2 separate regions of the Homo sapiens genome follow, and region 2 is linked to region 1. A link is a loop called in an ENCODE intact Hi-C map of the cell type or tissue named here. Cell type or tissue: PC-3. All regions are shown on one strand. Links, peaks and the distances in the headings refer to the core of each region. The heading gives the core; the rest is flanking DNA. Region 1 has its middle 8.7 kb from the start of CEBPA. Region 2 has its middle 16 kb from the start of SLC7A10.

Region 1 (8,321 bases), core at 166-8,165:
AGCTGTGGTTTAAGGTTGCCAAGTGCAATGAAGGGGATCTCAGAGTGTGAACAGGGTCCACCAGGGAGGGCTTTATGGAGGCAGCAGCTTTGATGAAATACCTGGGGAGGGTGGCCTCCTGCTGGCCCCAGTCCCAAGATGCCTGGATGCTTCTCCTTTGCCCTGATCGATCTCCCCTTGACATGTAGCACCTGACTGCAGGGACCTCGCCCCCCTTGCTGCGCCACTCCTGAGCCCTGTGTCCCGTGACAGCGCTGTTCAGGGTTAGCTGGCCTTCAAGGAAAGGGCAAGGGTAGAAGGGAGGGAGGCATCTCCTCTGCTGCCAGATGCGTCCTGATGGCTTAGTGCTGTCACGGATATTACTGTTATCTCCTGGATCTCCTGGGAATCTGTGAACGTGGGGTTTGGCCCTGACACCTGCGATGAGCCACTGGGCCTGGTGAGGAGTGTCTGCCCCTCCCAGCTCTCCCACCTGCTCCTTCCCAGGCAGGAACCTGCCAGGCCTCCTCCAGGAGCTGCTGGTCTCACAGGAGGGGAAGGGGCCACTCATGGGGAAGGACAAGGGATAGCAGAAACCCCTGACTTTGTTTAGCCAAGAGGGGCCTCCAAGGCACCCACAGGCCTTCTCCAGGCATGGGGCAGAGTCCTTGCCTAGATGGTGTTGATATTCCAGCTGTTTCTTTCCTATACTAGTGAGGACGGGAAGGCTTTTCTGTTCTTTTCTTTTTTTAGAGACAGGGTCTCACTTTGTCACCCAGGATGGTGTACAGTGGTGCAGTCACCACTCCCACAACCTCAAACTCCTGAACTCATACAATCCTCGTGCCTCAGCCTCCTACTCAGCCTTTAAGTAGCTGCTGGGATTAATTTTATTTTTCGTAGAGGTGGGGGTCTCACTGTGTTTCCCAGGCTGGTTCAGAATTGCCGGCCTCAAGTGATCTTCCCTCCTCAGCCTCCCAAAGTGCTGGGATTACAAGCGTGAGCCACCCTGCCAGGCCTCTTTTTCCTTTCTTTAGATAAAACTAACCCACTAGCACCTTTGAAAGCTTTCTTGATTCTGTGAAAGACTCTTGCTATCTCTTCTCTCTGGACAACCCCACCTCTCCCCCTCCCCCACGCCCCTCTCTGCCGATGGAGTGTTTGACGTAAGCTGAGGCCCAGGGAAGATACCGATTCACTATCAAAGCATCCTAGCCCCATCCCAGAGCAATTAAAAAGCCAGATGGAATCTCTGGGAAAACGGCATTAATAACACGAACAATCTGTGTTGGCCGGGGGAACCCAGGAGCCCCAGGCAGGGGTGGGGCTGTGAGGGGAGGGAAGCTGGGGTGCCGAAGTGGAAGCTCGCAGCGACATCTCCACCCTGTTGTGGCGGCCGGGGATGGGGCCGCCGTAAGGGTATGCTAGGTCCAGCTGCAGCTGCACTGTCCCCTCCAGCCCTTGCAAGGCCCACAGTGCACCCTGGATCCTGGTGGCTGCAGACCAAGCCAGACAAATGTGGAACCCATTACTCAGACAGCTGCAGCCCTGGCCAGCCCCGTTCTGGCACCCAAGAGCTTTGCTTCCCTTCGGTTTGTTTTTATTTATATTTTTCTAGCCTTCTGGCCCCACCCACTAGGAACAGGCCTCTCCGGGTTTGGCTGGCATAGACACCCTTTCTCTCCATTTGCTGTGCCCACATCCGCTGCCTGTGCTTGACAATAGCAGAAGACAGTGTTGGGGAACTCCAGTAGGCCTGAAGTCCAGAAACTCCCCTTAGAATGCAAAGGCTGGGTGCAGTGGTTCATACCTGTAATTCCAGCACTTTGAGAGACTGAGGTGGGAGGATTGCTTGAGCCCAGGAGTTCAAGAACAGTCTGGGCAACATAGTGAGACCCTTTGTCTCCAAAAACATTATCCAAGTGTGGTGTCACATGCTTGTAGTCTCAGCTACTCGGGAGGCTGAGGTGGGAGGATCGTTTGAGCCTAGGAGTTGGAGGCTGTAGATCACACCACTGTACTCCAGCCTGGACAACAGAGCAAGACCCTGTCTCAAAAATAAGAAAAAACAGAATGCAAAGTGGTAGACACTTTGAGCAAGACCAGCTGAGCTCTCAAAAGCCAGCATGATTTCTGGGGCAGCGGGGCACAGGGTTCACACTGCCCAGCTACCTCGAGGGGCCCAGAAGAGGCTGGACCAGGGCGACAGGCAAAGAATCCTCTACGAATTCAAAGCCTTTTCTAGGCAGAGCCAAGAAGTGAGACTCTTCTATAGCAGCCCCGTTTTTCAGACTTGTCTGCAGGCTCACCCGACTTAAAGACGTAGTTCTCCTGCAGCCATCAAGCTGGGGTGGGAAACTAGCTTGTTTAAGAAACATCCTTTGTGGTTGTCACATAGCCAGAGAGCCATTTTCTGACACTCATCCTCACTGTCCCCTCATCCTCATCCTCCACCTTTATCCTCCCTGGAAACTCTTCTCCTCAAGGTCACACCAGCCCCTAAAGCCAAATCAAATGACCACTCCTGGGGTCCTTCCTGCCTGTCTTGGCCTCCTACTGAACTTGGCCGCAGCAGATTTTCAGTGTCTGGCTATGCAGATCTTGAACATACGTGTTTGAATGCAAGGATCTCTCTCCTTCTTTACAAGACATCCTCACCCTCTCCTTTCTATCCAAGGGTCCATTGGGTTGGCCCAAGGTCCGCCAAGCAAGCCGCACCATTGTCAGAGGCAACGCAAGAGCACAGTAAATAAGGCTCCCCCGTGGTGGCCCACTGAGTTGCAGCTTCTACAGTTACTTTGTTGTTTGGTTTTGTTTGACAAAGTCTCACTCTGTTGCCCAGGCTGGAGTGCAGTGGCGCAATTTCAGCTCACTGCAACCTCTGCTTCCCAGATTCAAGTGATTCTCCTGCCTCAGCCTCCTAAGTAGCTGAGATTACAAGCATGCACCACCAAGCCTGGCTAAATTTTTTTTTTTATATTTTTAGTAGCGATGGGGTTTCACCATGTTGGCTAGGCTGGCCTCGAACTCCTGACCTCTAGTGATTCGCCTACCTTGGCCTCCAAAAGTGCTGGGATTACAGGTGTGAGCCAACACGCCTGGCTTTTTTTTTTTTTTTTTTGAGATGGGATTTCACTCTTGTCGCCCGGGCTGGAATGCAATGGTGCATTCTCAGCTCACTGCAACCTCCACCTCCCGGGTTCAAGTGATTCTCCTGCCTTGGCCTCCTGAGTAGCTGGGATTACAGGCACACACCACCACACCCAGGTACTTTTTGTATTTTTAGTAGAGACAGGGGTTTCACCATGTTGGCCAGGCTGGTCTCGAACCCCTGACTTCAGGTGATCCACCCTCCTGGGCCTCCCAGAGTGTTGGGATTACAGGCGTGAGCCACCATGACTGGCCTGTTTTGTTCTTTTGAGTCAGGGTCTCTCTCTGTTGCCCAGGCGGGAGTACAACCTCCACCTCCTGGACTCAAGAGGTCAAGTAGCTGGGACTATAGGCACATTCCACTACACCAGGCTAATTTTCAAATATTTTTGTAGAGAAGGGATTTCACTTTGTTGCCCAGGCTGGTCTGGAACTCCTGGGCTCAAGCGACCCTCTCTCTTCGGCTTCCCAAAGCACTGGGATTACAGGCATGAGCCACAGCACCCGGCCCCTGAAGTTACTTTTAACATTCAAGAATCCTAAGAAAGGTAACCCATCCGGTCCTAGATAATCTTCCCTGCCTTCATGTGATTAGTTTATCACCAGAATCAGAGGTCTGGCCAGGCCCCAGAGAGACAGTCATGCTCTGCAGGAGACTGTGCGGGGAGGAGGTAAGATTTCCAAAAGAGAGGACAGGGTAGGGGAGAAGCAGCCCTGTCTGCCCCCAAGCTGCAGGAGCCGCAGGTGAGCACGGGGGAACGAGAACGGCCACATTTCTGCTTTAAAAGCTATTTCAAGGCTTCATGTCTCTCCTCTTATCTCCACTCTAGGACGACTGGCAAGGTTGTTATTGAGGGACTACAGCCTGAGGGTGGGGAGGCTAGGGACCAAATGTGGTGGCCTAGAGCCAGGGCATGTCACACAGGGACCCGGACGGGGCTTGAGGGAGCCCTCACCGCCTGTCCCAAGCCCTCTTGGATCTGAAGATCTTTTCTTCAGCCAAATGGCAGCCCAACCTTTCACCAGAAACACAGCCTCTCTTCCCTGAGCCACCGCCGCCATTTCTTCTCTGCCTCGGCCATGGTGGCCTCGGAGACTCCCTCACCTCCCTCCAGCCAACCAGAGCACCCTCCCCAGCACCCCCCAAGAATGCCATGCCCTCCCGCAGATGCGGAAATGTGGCTGATTTACAGCGGCCTTTCCCGTGCACATGTTGGGCAATGGTCTCAGCCGGCTCAACCCCTGCTCAGAGAAAGGGGGTGGGGATGGGTCAAGGGGGCGTCAGGGCTGGGTGTCTGCTCCAAAGGGAGCCGCCGTGACCTTCAGCATCAGGTTAGGACCCGTCTGAAGTAGCCTCCTGGAGCGATTTACAATTTGCAAACACGTTTTATTTGATTCCTGAGTTTTGCTAGAGCAATTACCGTGACTAAGCATGACAGATCACTCCCAGCACGGTGTCTACTCGCTGTTAGGAAATGTGTGTTTGCTTCACTCTTTTGCCTGGTGCGGCAGTGTTTTAAAAATAGACTCATTCACTGTACTTGAAGGCAATTTGTTCCAAATTTTCCCACTAATTTGATTTTAATCTGATATTTAAAATTCATGTGGCCACATTCCCACTGATTTATAGGGAATAAGCCCTACCTGGCAGCTGTTTAATTGGCCTTAGCCCAGGAGGCCACAGGACAAAGGATTTATCCCGGAACAATCTGAAGGCACTGTGGTCTGTCATGCTGAAATATATGCCTCATTCAGCATCACAAGTGCTACTTGCCTGGAGCCAGGACCACTGGGCATGGAGCTGAAGGCTACAGAACCCTGGCTCACAGTGGGCCTTCAGTCTCGTACCGGACACGTAAGTGAAGCCCGGGCACCCTGACAGAGTGCACACTCGAGGTGTGTGCTGAGTCGGTTTCTGGAGCAAAGCAGTTTGTTCACGGGTGACAAGGAGGCGTTTCCCGTTTCTCCCATCCCGTGATGAGGATGGCCCATGGGAAGAGGGCCGTGCCATCCTGGCATCAAACCAAATCCTGGCCTTGCCTCCTGCTGACTGGGTGGCCCCGCACTGAGTCTGTCAGTTTCTCCGAGCTTCAGTTTCCTTTTATGCAAAATGTATGCAAAACAAGTAGCATGTCATGGAGTTGTGAAAGATAAACAGGGAAAGCTTATGAGACACTTGGCTCCAGCTAATGATTCCCACGTGCTGGGGCAGAAGGCAGAGTGGGAGGCTAGGGCACACCTTGGTCCCTGAAAAACGCAGTGGAAGGAGACAGCCTTCTTAAGAATTTAGGGCAAAATGCTTGTTCCAAATAACCAAACAACTGAAGTCATTTTAATGTTGCTTAGATTTCCACACCCCCTCCCCCCCACAAAGGATGCCTTTCATTTGCTTAGAAAACACTTAATGAGCTCATTCTGGGGGCAGAGCCCCCTTGCCAGTGACTTTGAAGGCTAAGCACAGTGGTCAAAGCCTGTACGACACTCAGATGAGCAGGCACAGGTGCCCCGTGTGCTTGTCGAAGTAAAATGCTCTTCGTGGGCCAGGCGCAGTGGCTCATGCCTGTAATCCCAGCGCTTTGGGAGGCCGAAGTGGGAGGATGGCTTGAAGCCAGGAGTTTGAGATAAGACTGGGCAGCATAGCCAGACCCCCATCTCTACAAGATTTGTTTTAATGTCCTTCATACAAGTGCAGAATCCCAGGTGACGACCCATGGGGAGTTCAAGAGAGAACAAGTATTCTCACTGGGGTGGCAGCCTCCCCAGGTACTGAGAGAGTCCTCGGCCCCAAGGGCCTCCCAGTTAACTTCTGTTTGGAAGGCTGTGACCTCAGCAAGTAAAGGGGTGAGGGTGGGGGTCCTGCCTTCCCCTTGCTGGTGAGAAGGGAGCCAGAGACATGTGCTGTGTGTGTCAGGGGTGGGGGACACATCCTGCTCCCTTGCCCCCTCACTTCTCAACTGTGTCATCTCAGCACTTGGCATCACAGCTGGTTTCCATTTGCCCAACCCAGCTCGGGCCCAGGAGGTCAGCGTGAGCCCTGCAGGAGAGCCACCCAGGCAGGGCTTCCAACAACCAGGGAAGCTTCTGGGGTCCTGGGGTGTCCTGGAGGAGGGGCAAGAAGGCAGGTAGGAGGAGGCCTCAGCCAAGCTTCCCTAGCGCCGGGGCCGCCAACAGGAAAAGGTTCTAGAAACCAACCCTGCTCTTCCCTGCCCTGCCAGGAATGCTACCACGAGGGTAATTCAAGTTAATAAGCAAACTCCTCAGGCAAGGAAGGCAGGCAGCTCTTGGGCCCCTTCGTCTCCCTGTTCAAGCACAGGAAGCTGTTGGATTCCACTTGCCAAGGCAAAGGAGGGCCACAATTATGAAGAGGGGCTGGGAGGCCTTAAATCATTGGCTTCTTCACCCTGCAGATCAGCTGGGCTCGGTGCAGGGCAGCAGAAAGGACAGAGGAGAGGCTGGGGTGTGGGTGACTCCCAGAGCAACCGGGGAGAGGGGCGATGTGGGGGTGCTGGTGCGGGTGCAGCCACGTGCCACCTGCATGTGATCTCAAGGCCGATGCAGGGCTGGAGGGGTCAGACCCAGGGGCTCAGGGTCCCCTCAAGTGCAATTCCCAAGTTCACCAAGGCCTGTGCTCCTTTGTTCAAGGAGCAATCTTGTCTGGGAGAGGTGGAGGCATGAGTCACAGGCCAGGCCCCTGAGCCGAGGGGAGGTGGGGACGATGGCTCCAAGCCTGAAATGTGTCAGAGGTGAGGTGAGCATCTTGAGTGAGGCAGTGATGTTGCTATATGGGGCAGCGCTGCCTGGGGGCGGTGCGTGAGCCACGCTGGAGGGACAGCAGCCTGCTCTGGGTTCCTCTGCCTCCCTGGGAAGCATCAGACTCCTCAGGGTCCCAGCCGCTCACCCAGGAGCCAGGCATCCTAGGAGATGCCCCAGCCAGGTGCCCAGTGCCATAGAGCCTAGGCCCCTCAGGGACCCTTCTCACCGGAAGCAGTGATAAGACCAGGGCTGGAACACAGGCAGGAGCGGCACCTGAGCTCCTAGACTCCCCATCCAGTGGGGTAGTTTAACCCTCTGTACCCCCAAATCCACCCAGGGGAGTGAAATGCTCCTGTTTCCCCAATGCCCTCATGATTGGCTCAATTCCATCACACCTCCCGCCACTGCCTCCACTCAACATTCTTCAACTCAATTTCCTTTAGTTTTCAATTTAAAAAATTAAATCAACTGCATGCTGTTTGGAACATCTTTGAGAATTTCAAAATCGAACGGCATGTCTGAGACATTGCAGAGCCAGATCTGGGAGACCACATGACACCCCAGGCTTTGCTCATTAGGGGCTGAGAGATCAACCACCACTTGGCCACCCCTCTCTGCTTTTGCCCTGGGACTGGTGTCCTGCCCAGCACAGGGGCCTGGAGGGACCTGCTGCTGGGGGTGGGGGAATCTGGCACATGCCTGAGGACAAGGGTGGGACCAGGGCCTCCCTGAGCTCCACCATGAAGCTGCTCACAGTGCCCAGGCCCTGACGCTGGTTACACAAGGGCTGGGCCTGCCTTCCCGCCCACTGGGGGTGTGGGACTGTGTGTGCGCCCTGGCCTCATCACACACCTGCTGTGTGACCCGGCACAGGTTTGGCAGCCTCTCTGTTTGAGCATGTCTGAGAGGCGTGCCGAGATTCCCAGAGGCAAGATGATGAATGGTGTCCCTCCAGAACAGAGCAACTGCAGGAACCTGATTCCAGGACGAGTCACCATGAGGAGGCCAGGGACCAGGCCACCTGGCCACCAAGGTGGGGAGCGTGAGTCACAAACAAGCTACCCACCTGCCAGCCAGATCACTCGCCTGTCCAAGAAAGCACAAGGCTGGGAGGTAGAGGATGGTAGGACCCAGGGTTGGGTAATACCCTGCCTGCCCCTGGAGCCCAGCTCCTAGGTCTTTGACAGCCAGGTCCCAGGTGATGCTGGTGTGCTGGGAAGCGAGGGACAAAGCTCCTTTGGACCAATTCATATCAGTCAGCTAGTGAATGAGTCTCCACCAAGCACCCTTAAGGGCCCAGGCACAGAATGGGGAGACAAAGGTCGGTGGACAGAAGAGGAACAGTGTCTAGGAGGAAGATATCAGCATCAGCACTGAATCAGGGTGGGAGAGAGGCATTCCTCACCCACCCACTCATGCCACTGGACCCCCAGTTGCCT
Region 2 (8,321 bases), core at 184-8,183, 52 kb after region 1:
TTCCTCCTAGAAGTGACCCCTACTGGGGACATCAGGTACTGCAGACTGGCTCTACTAGCCATTGTCATAAAAATAGGCCTCAGAATGTGGTTCCTCCCTGCAATGAGGATATCTTGAGTTTAATCTGTGGTTTTCAAATTATGCTCCAAGAAATCCCTGGGGTTCCTTCAGGTCCCTTCAAGGGCTCCCAAAATTTGAGGCTCCCCACCTCTCACCTTAAAAAGAGCATTGAGCTTTTCGAATACATTTCTCTAAAAATGTTTTTCAATATCTAGGCTAGATTTTGACCTTTCAGCTCTAGGAGTCGCTTTATAAGTATGTCTCAATCAGATCTTTTTTTAGAATGATTAATTGGGCTCTAATGCATTACTGACCCCATCTTCTCCTAAAAGGCACACAAAATTAATTTAGGGAAACTGGATAAGCCAAAAGCAAGAGGAGGCTGGTCCTGGTGGCTTACACCTGTAATCCCAGCACTTTGGGAGGCTGAGGCAGGAGGATAGCTTGAGCCCAGGAGTTCGAGGCTGCAGCCAGCTGTGATCATGCCACTGCCCTCTAGCCTGGGTGACAGAGTGAGAACTTTTCTCAAAAATAAGTAAAAAGCAAGTAGAGATCCGCTTTAAATACCTCTTGAGAATCAGAAGAGGCAATTCAGAGAGACAGGGTCCATCTCAGAGCTGCGCAGCCTTGGGCTGGAGTAGATTTCATGCCCTCTAGTGAAGGGGCAGGTATGTGAGAGGCTCCCAGGGGAGGCCCTGCCTTGCCACTAGAAACTTGGCACGAGGGGACCCTGATAGCAGGACATCTTCACTCAGTAGTCCACTGACACCTCCCCCAGGGGAGGCAGGACAGTTGAGGCCTGTCTCTCCCCAAGGCATCACCTCTTCCCTGCGATGCAGTTTCCTTCATCCTCCTACATGTCCCCAGTGCCTCCATGTAACATGTGTGGCACAGCACATTGCCCACGTTTCACGCCTTGCAGTGTTTGCCTGAGGTGACTGAATGTGATTTGCTGCAGGTAAAACGCAGTTCCCAGGACCATCAAGCAGGAGCAGATGTGCTGTGGTCAGTGGCTCGGCCGTCTTGAGGCACACGACACCTTGCTTAGGCCTTGGCCTCTGCTGGAGATGGGTGGATGCTAAGGCCCAAATCCTGGTCCTACTGTGGCCAGATGAGGTCAGGAAGGATGGGGGAGCCTTGTCCTATTCAATCCCATTCATTCATTCAAGTATTTGTTGCTGTGTTTGCGGGCACTGTGCTAGGTGGTGTGGATGCCTTGGTAAACAAAACAGACCATTCAGCTTGCAGCCTAGTGTGGGTAGTGGGAGAGATGGGCCATAAAAATAAACAAGTAAAAGATCTAGAAGTTCACATGGTGGTCAGGGGAGAAGCAGGGCAAAGAGGATAGAAAATACCAAGGTGGTTGGCCGGGCGCAGTGACTCACACCTGTAATCCCAGCACTATTGGAGGCCAAGGTGGGAGGATCCTTTGAGGCCAGGAGTCCGAGTCCAGCCTGGGCAACATAGTGAGACCCTGTCTCTACAAAAAAGAAAAAAAAATCTTAAGAAATGTTAGTCAGCCATGGTGGTGCTCACCTGTGATCCTAGCTACTCAGGAGGCTGAGGCGGGAAGATTGCTTGAGCCCAGGAGTTTGAGACTGCAGTGAGCTCTGATGGCACCACTGCACTCCAGCCTGGATGAGAGAGTGAGACTTTCTCTAAAAAATAAAAAAGAAAGAAAGAGAGAAAGACAGAAAGAGAGAAACAGAGAAAAGAAAGAAAGAGAAGGAGGGAAGGAAGGAAGGAGAGAGAAAGAAAGAAAGAAAAGAAAGAGAGGAAAGAAAGAAAGAAAGAAAGAAAGAAAGAAAGAAAGAAAGAAAGAAAGAAAGAAAGAAAGAAAGAAAGAAAGAAAGAGAAAGAAAGAGAGAGAAAGAAAGAGGGAGGGAGGAAAAAAGAAAAGAAAAGGAAAGGAAAGAAAGTGCTGAGGTGGGGAATGTGCTTTTCAATGGAACGGGCAGAGAAAGCTTCCTGGGAAGGTGGCATTTGGCAGAGTCCTGCAGTGGGGTGAAGGGGTGAGGAGCTCTGAGGGTTTTGGGGAAAGGGCATTCCAGGCAGAGGTGCCACCAGCACAAAAGCCCTGGGGCAGGAGCGTCCCTACTTAAGGAGTAGTGTGGTGGTGCCAGCTGGGTGACAGGGAGAGTTGATGAGGTGAACGAGCTTCTGGGGCTGCGTGTAGGGTCACTGCTGTGGCAAGGTCTTTGGTTTTACTCTGGGGTGTGCAGATACTGCAAAGAGCTGAGCAGCAGAGGGGTGCTGGGACAGGACCTCTGCCGCCCTTCCCTCTGCCCTACCTCAGCCAACCTTGCCCCCCAGCCAAGAAGACCCTGTCTAGGAGCCTGGCAGCTGGGACAGACCAGCCATGCCCTGCCTTGGGGACCGCTCAGCCAGTGAGGAAAGGGCCCCTCCATGATTTTTTTTTTTAAGCAGGGTCTCACTCTGTCACTAGCGTGCAGTGGTATGATCACAGCTCACTGCAGCCTCAAACTCCTGGGCTCAAGCGATCCTCCCACCTCAGCCTCCTGAGTAACTGGGACTACAGGCACACACCACCATGCCTGGCTAAGTATTTGGGGGGGTTTTCTTGTTTTTCTTTCCACCTGTTGAGACAGGGTCGTGCTACGTTGCCCAGGCTGGACTCAAGAAATCCTCCCACACTGGCTTCCCCAGGTGCTGGGATTACAGGCGAGAGCTACCTTACCCAGCCTCTCTTGGGATTGTATCTGCTCCTCAGCCTACAGGGATGTGAGGGTTGGATCCCGTTTGACCCCCTGAGCCATGGCATCTTCTCCTCACCAGCCAGGACCAGCCTCGGCTAGGACAGCCTCATGTGCCAGCCAAAAGGCTCCACTGTGGCAGGGATGGTCCCTGAGGGCCTGGGGAGAAGGCAACACGGTCCAAGACCCTCTGTTTCCTCCCACCTCCCACCTGCATCACCGCCCCAGTCCACACAGGTCCTGGTGTTTCACTGACAGGTTTGGCTCGTTCCTGCCTTGGGGCCTTAGCACGGACTGTTCCAGCTGCCCTAATGCCTTTCCCTGGGGTGCTCACCTCACTGATGCTCTTCCTCACTTTCTCACAAGTCCCTCCCTGGGGGTGCTCCCCTCCCCCAAGCCCCACCAAAGCTGCCACCTCACCCACGGCCCTTCCAGTTCCTCCATGATGTTTTCCTGTGTGTCACTGTCTCCATTACAAATTCTCTGGTTTAGGCCAGGCACAGTGGCTCACACCTGTAATCCCAGCACTTTGGGAGGCCAAGGCGGGCGATCACCTGAGGTCTGGAGTTCGAGACCATCCTGGCCAGTATGGTGAAACCCTGTACAAAAAATATAAGTGTTAGCCGGGCACGGTGGCTCATGCCTGTATTGGGAGGCTGAGGCAGATGGATCACTTGAGGTCAGAGTTTGAGACCAGCCTGACCAACATGGTGAAACCCTGTCTCTACTAAAACTACAAAAATTAGCAGGTCATGGTGGCACATGCCTGTAGTCCCAGCTACTCAAGAGGCTGAGGCAGGAGAATCACTTGAACCCAGGAGGCGGAGGTTGCAGTGAGCCCAGATAGTGCCACCGCACTCCAGCCTGGGCAACAGAGCAAGACTCTGTCTCATAAATAAATGAATAAAAACAAATTTTCTGGTTTCTATATTTGGCGGCTGACATCCCATCACACGTGAGCTCCGCCGGGCAGGGCCCTCCCAGCACACAGTAGGTCCTTGCTGTGCTTTGGATGAGTGGATGCACAGCAGGAGGGTGGGGACCAGCTCTGAAAGGCTGCAAAAGGCCCCCAGTGGTCTGGGCAGGGCTTTGGGACCCTAATTTGCTGAGCTGGACCTAAGGGGGATGGGGGGTGGTTGTGAACGAGGACCCTTCCCTCCTCCATCCTGAGGCCGGCAAGCACGGCAGGCATAGGTCCAAGCTGCTCCCTTGGAGGGGCTGGCACGAGGGGGCCCCTGCCGCAGGCACCCGGGCATCAGAGGGGCTGGGTGGGCTGGGAGGGATGCTGCATCCCCACCTGTCACTGGCTCCGTCCTCAGTCTGGGTCTGTATGGGCAGGAGGTGGGGACGGGGTGCTTCCATAGAGCATATGGCCTCCTGCACAGGGCAACGCCGTGCCACCAGCTCCCCACTGCGAGTGGACCCTCAGACACCGTGACAGACCAGGGATTCCCCCCAGCTGCGGGAGTGGGCATACCTGGGAGGTAAGGGGCTCCGACCCCTCCCCGGGGGCGGTGGGGGGGACCTGCTTCTGTCCCATGGGCTCCGGGTGACACCTAGTGGCCAGGATTTCCTCTTGCACTGTGGGCCCCCAAGCCCCCAAACTCCTTGGCCTGGGACATCCCAGAAAGGAAGGGCACCCCTGCCCTAGGTCTCCACCCACAGACTGGTTCTCACGGTCCCCCGCCCCCGTGCCGGCTCTCCGGGCCTCACCCACAGGCGCACTCACACCCGCTGTGACACTCATCCCTCCCTCCCTCCCACGCACACGGCCACAGAGCCGTGTGGGCCTATGGGAAGGGGTGTCCTGGGGCCCTCTGGGCAGAGGGTCTTCTCCAGTGCCCTACCGGACCACATGCACCCCCCAACCACCCCTCACCCCCAGGAGTGCCTGCCCAGGAGCACCCCCCGTGATCAGCTAGTCCCCCCGGGGAGGGAGGCCTAGAGGAGGAGCCTTGGACTTTCCACCCACCTCCTCCCAGCCAGGCCTCACGGTTGCTGCTGTGAAAGCCAACCTGGGACAGAGCCAGGAGCCCCAGGTGAACACCCAGCCAGAACCCAGTGGGGAAGGAGGTCACCAACCCAGCCAGAAGCCCAGGAGGGACCAGCCCCAAGGCGACGTCTGCCCCAACCAGGGCCCGTCTCCTGGTGGCCCTCGAGGACATGGGCATGGGAGAGGGCCCAGGAGCCAGGCCAGGCCCAGGAGTGGGCATGTGAGCATCAGCCAAGAGCGGCCTCCCTTCCGGGCCAGGGCCAGGCCGCCTGCATCACACAGGGGAGCCCGAAGAACGGGGGGAAAGGCCTGTAGGCGGGGCTGCCCAGAACCCTGCCAACCAAGGCACGGGGGCACACGTGGCCAGCAGCACCGGGCAGCACCAGGCATCTGAGACCCCAGACCCAGCCTGCCTAAAGGGGCTGCCTTCAGGTGACACCACTGGCTTTTTCCTTCCAGAGCCACCAAGAGAGGAAGGAGAAGGTGACTTGCCCCATTTCCCAGTTGTAGGCACTGGGACTTGGCAGGAACTGACAGAAACAGAAGATGTGGGCACTTTGCTTCCCAGGCTTGCGCGGGGAAGCTGGCAGGGCCTCGGGGTCTCTACCTCCTGTGCCTTCCCAGGACCCAGGCGTCCCTCACTGCCATGCACTCAGCCCTGCCAGCTGGGAGGTGGCCTCATCCACTAGAGAGCCCCCTCCCCTGCAGCCTTCACCTGACCTCTAGTCCCCGCTTATGCAACGGAGGTGTCACAGAAGCCGGGCACCCACAGGGCAGGCTGGGGTCTCAGCCAGGGTTGGGCTAGGGGCCTAGTGGGCTGAGGACCTGCCCGGGGGGCCAGCTGCAGCCTCTGTGTGCTCTTCCCCACAGCACTCACCTGTGTGCATGGTATGGACCTTGGCTAGAGATGGGCAGGCATGGGCAGGATGAAGAGTGAGTGGGCACCCCAGTGTGCCTGCAGCTGCTGCCCAGGCTGTGCTCAAAGCCCGGAGGCTTAGGGGCTGGAAGTTCATACTCCACAAGTGGTGTGTGCCAGGGAGCTGGCCTGGAGGCCTGGGCCCCTAAAAGGGTTCTATGGGTGGAGTTAGAGGGTCCTTGCATCCCCAGTGCCCTCCCTCAGCCCCAGTGCCCATCGGGATTGGCGCAGTTCTTCCCTGGTGGGCACTTTCAGATGGAGAAACTCCTATGTCCACCTGAAGGGACTCCCATTCCTGTAGAAGGGGCAGAAGCCTTGGGCAGGCAGATGAGATTCCAGGTGGCTCACAGATGGGTCTCCTCCAGCGCTGGGACCCTGTCCACCCCGCCTCCACTGCTCCTCCCTCTGGTCTGCCCCACTTTAGATGGGGGAGGGGCATTGGAATCTTCAGTGAATGAACACAGAATTGAAGGGCCAATTGAATTGAATTGAAGTTCACACTCGTAATCCCAACACTTTGGGAGGCTGAGGCGGGACAGTTGCTTGAGGCCAGAAGTTCAAGACCAGCCTGGGCAACATGGTGAGACCCTGTCTCTACAAAAAAACTTTTTTTCTTTTTAATTAGCTAGGCACGGTGGTTCACACCTGTAACCCCAGCTACTCAGGATGCTGAGCCGGAAGATTGCTAGAGCCCAGAGGTTTGAGGCTGCAGTGAGCTATGACTGCACCACTGCACTCCAGCCTGGGTGACAGAGTAAGTAAGACCTTGTCTCTTTAAAAAAAAAAAAAAAAAATTGAACTGAGTGTCACAGCCTCAACTTTGCCACCAATATTTATAGTGCCTTTTAGGAGCCAGACTCTGGGCCAGGACTGGGATGCTACAAAGAGGAATGACTCTGGCTGGGTTAAGGGATGGTATGGGGGAGCAGGAGGCAGGGAAGGAGGAACACAATGAGTGGATGCTGCCTCCCATGGGCTAAAGAAGCCGGGGAGGGAGTGCTGGCCCCAGCCTATCAAGGGAGGGACATTTCCGGAGGGCTCCCTGGAGGAGGAGGATACCTGGGCTAAGAAGGTTCCACCAACCCAAGCACTCCCCTGGAATTCCAGGGTAACTGCAGAGGAAAAGCACTGAGGACATTCCAAGCAGCTGGAACAGGGAAGGTGGAATTAAGGGAGGCAGAAAGGCCCAGCACACCGGGGCCGCTGGGAGCCACGGCAGGGACACGTCCCATGTCCCCACAGGGCCAGTAAGGATGCAGCTGTTACAGAGTAGCCAGGCCTGGGAGAAATGAGGACCGCAGATCTTGCAGTGTGTGCTGGGAAGGGAAGGAGCTTCTTGGCATCACTGCCCCCACACCCACCCAGATTAGAGAATCAGGGAGGTCAGAGGCCCACAACAGTGGTTTTGCTTCTCCCCTGGGGTAGTTTAGAAGTGTGAGGGGGTTCACTGGCTGCAGTAATGGGGTGCTGTAGTCATGGGGTGGCAGGGACCTGCTGTGTGAGGGGCATCCCGCCTGGTGGCAAGTTGCCCCGCACCCCACACAAGAGAGGAGGGAGTTCTGTGTGGGCAGGAGGTGGGGATGGGGCGCCAACTGGGAACAATTTTGCCCCTCAGGGGACATTTCTCAGTGTCTGGAGCCACTTCTGATTGTCATGACCTAGGGGTACTGCTGGCATTTAGAGGGTAGAGGCCAGGGCTGCTGCCGAGCATACCCCACTGCACAGCAGTTATTCTGCTCAACATATCCACAGCGCGGGGCATGAGGAACTCTGATGTAGGATTGCTAATAAACCCTATCGGTAATGACCCTATCGGGAATGACTACTTCTGTTCGGCGTCTTTTCCAGATGCACAATTTCTAGGGATGCAATGAGCATGAAAGCTGAGGGGAGATGGAGCTTTGTTTTGTTTGGAAATTTACCAAGAAGCATTTGCCATTTTGGAGAAACACATCCCCAAGATCACAGGGTGGCCCCAGCAGGCACCTGAGCCCTGAGGGTAACCCTGCTCCCGTCTGTGTCTGCAGCAGTGACAGCCTCTGCCATTCTGTGCAACCCACATCTGAGTCCACTGTAGGTCACACCCAGGCCTCTTTCCAGTTGAATATACATAATGAAATTATAAATTACTTTCCTTTTATTTCTTCCTTATTTTATTTATTTATTGTTTTTAGAGACAGGGTCTTGCTCTGTCACCCCAGCTGGAGTGCAGTGGCGCAGTCGTGGCTCACCGCAGCCTTGAACTCCTGGCCTCGTGTGATCCTCCTCAGCCTCCCAAAGTGCTGGGACTACAGCATGAGCCACTGTGCCTGGCCTATTTCTTCCTTATTTTAAAGCTACGACATTAGATGGATTTTGAAAGTCTGGCTGGGATTCTATGATCTATGAATTTTACTTTGGGGTGGTAAGGAGATACAATAAGATTCTTTACAGCAGGAGAAGGAGTCTGGTTAGATGAACCAGGTTTAGATGCTCACGGGGGGCAGGGGATAGGGAGGACCACCCCAGGGTTCTTGTCTGCAGAAGGAGGATGTCCCATGGCTAAGGGAAGGGAGGTGAGACCTGGGAGTGAAGGAAGATCAATGTCTGGACCCTCAGCTTGAGCGAGGCCGGGTGCAAAGGTCTGAGGCCAGGAGGA

Evidence for each region. Peaks named below come from ENCODE experiments on the same cell type or tissue, not always from the same donor. Only the 100,000 strongest peaks of a DNase experiment are listed, where the experiment ranks them.
Region 2: a loop joins it to region 1, with 2.6 times the contacts of the local background. A loop is called at or near these places in 31 of 110 quality-filtered maps.

What each region holds. Positions count from the first base shown.
Region 1 is chr19:33,289,706-33,298,026 of GRCh38, reverse strand. No RefSeq gene overlaps it. Among named protein-coding and RNA genes, the nearest start is that of CEBPA, 8.7 kb to the left of the region's middle. RefSeq lists enhancers at 3,675-4,625, 5,883-6,466. In PC-3, for the core only: no CTCF peak of the experiment used is centred there; DNase peaks (open chromatin) are centred at 4,566 and 6,836; H3K4me3 peaks cover 1,222 bases; H3K27ac peaks cover 2,222 bases.
Region 2 is chr19:33,237,833-33,246,153 of GRCh38, reverse strand. No RefSeq gene overlaps it. Among named protein-coding and RNA genes, the nearest start is that of SLC7A10, 16 kb to the right of the region's middle. RefSeq lists a silencer at 4,438-4,537. In PC-3, for the core only: a CTCF peak has its summit at 4,331 (motif pointing left); no DNase peak of the experiment used is centred there.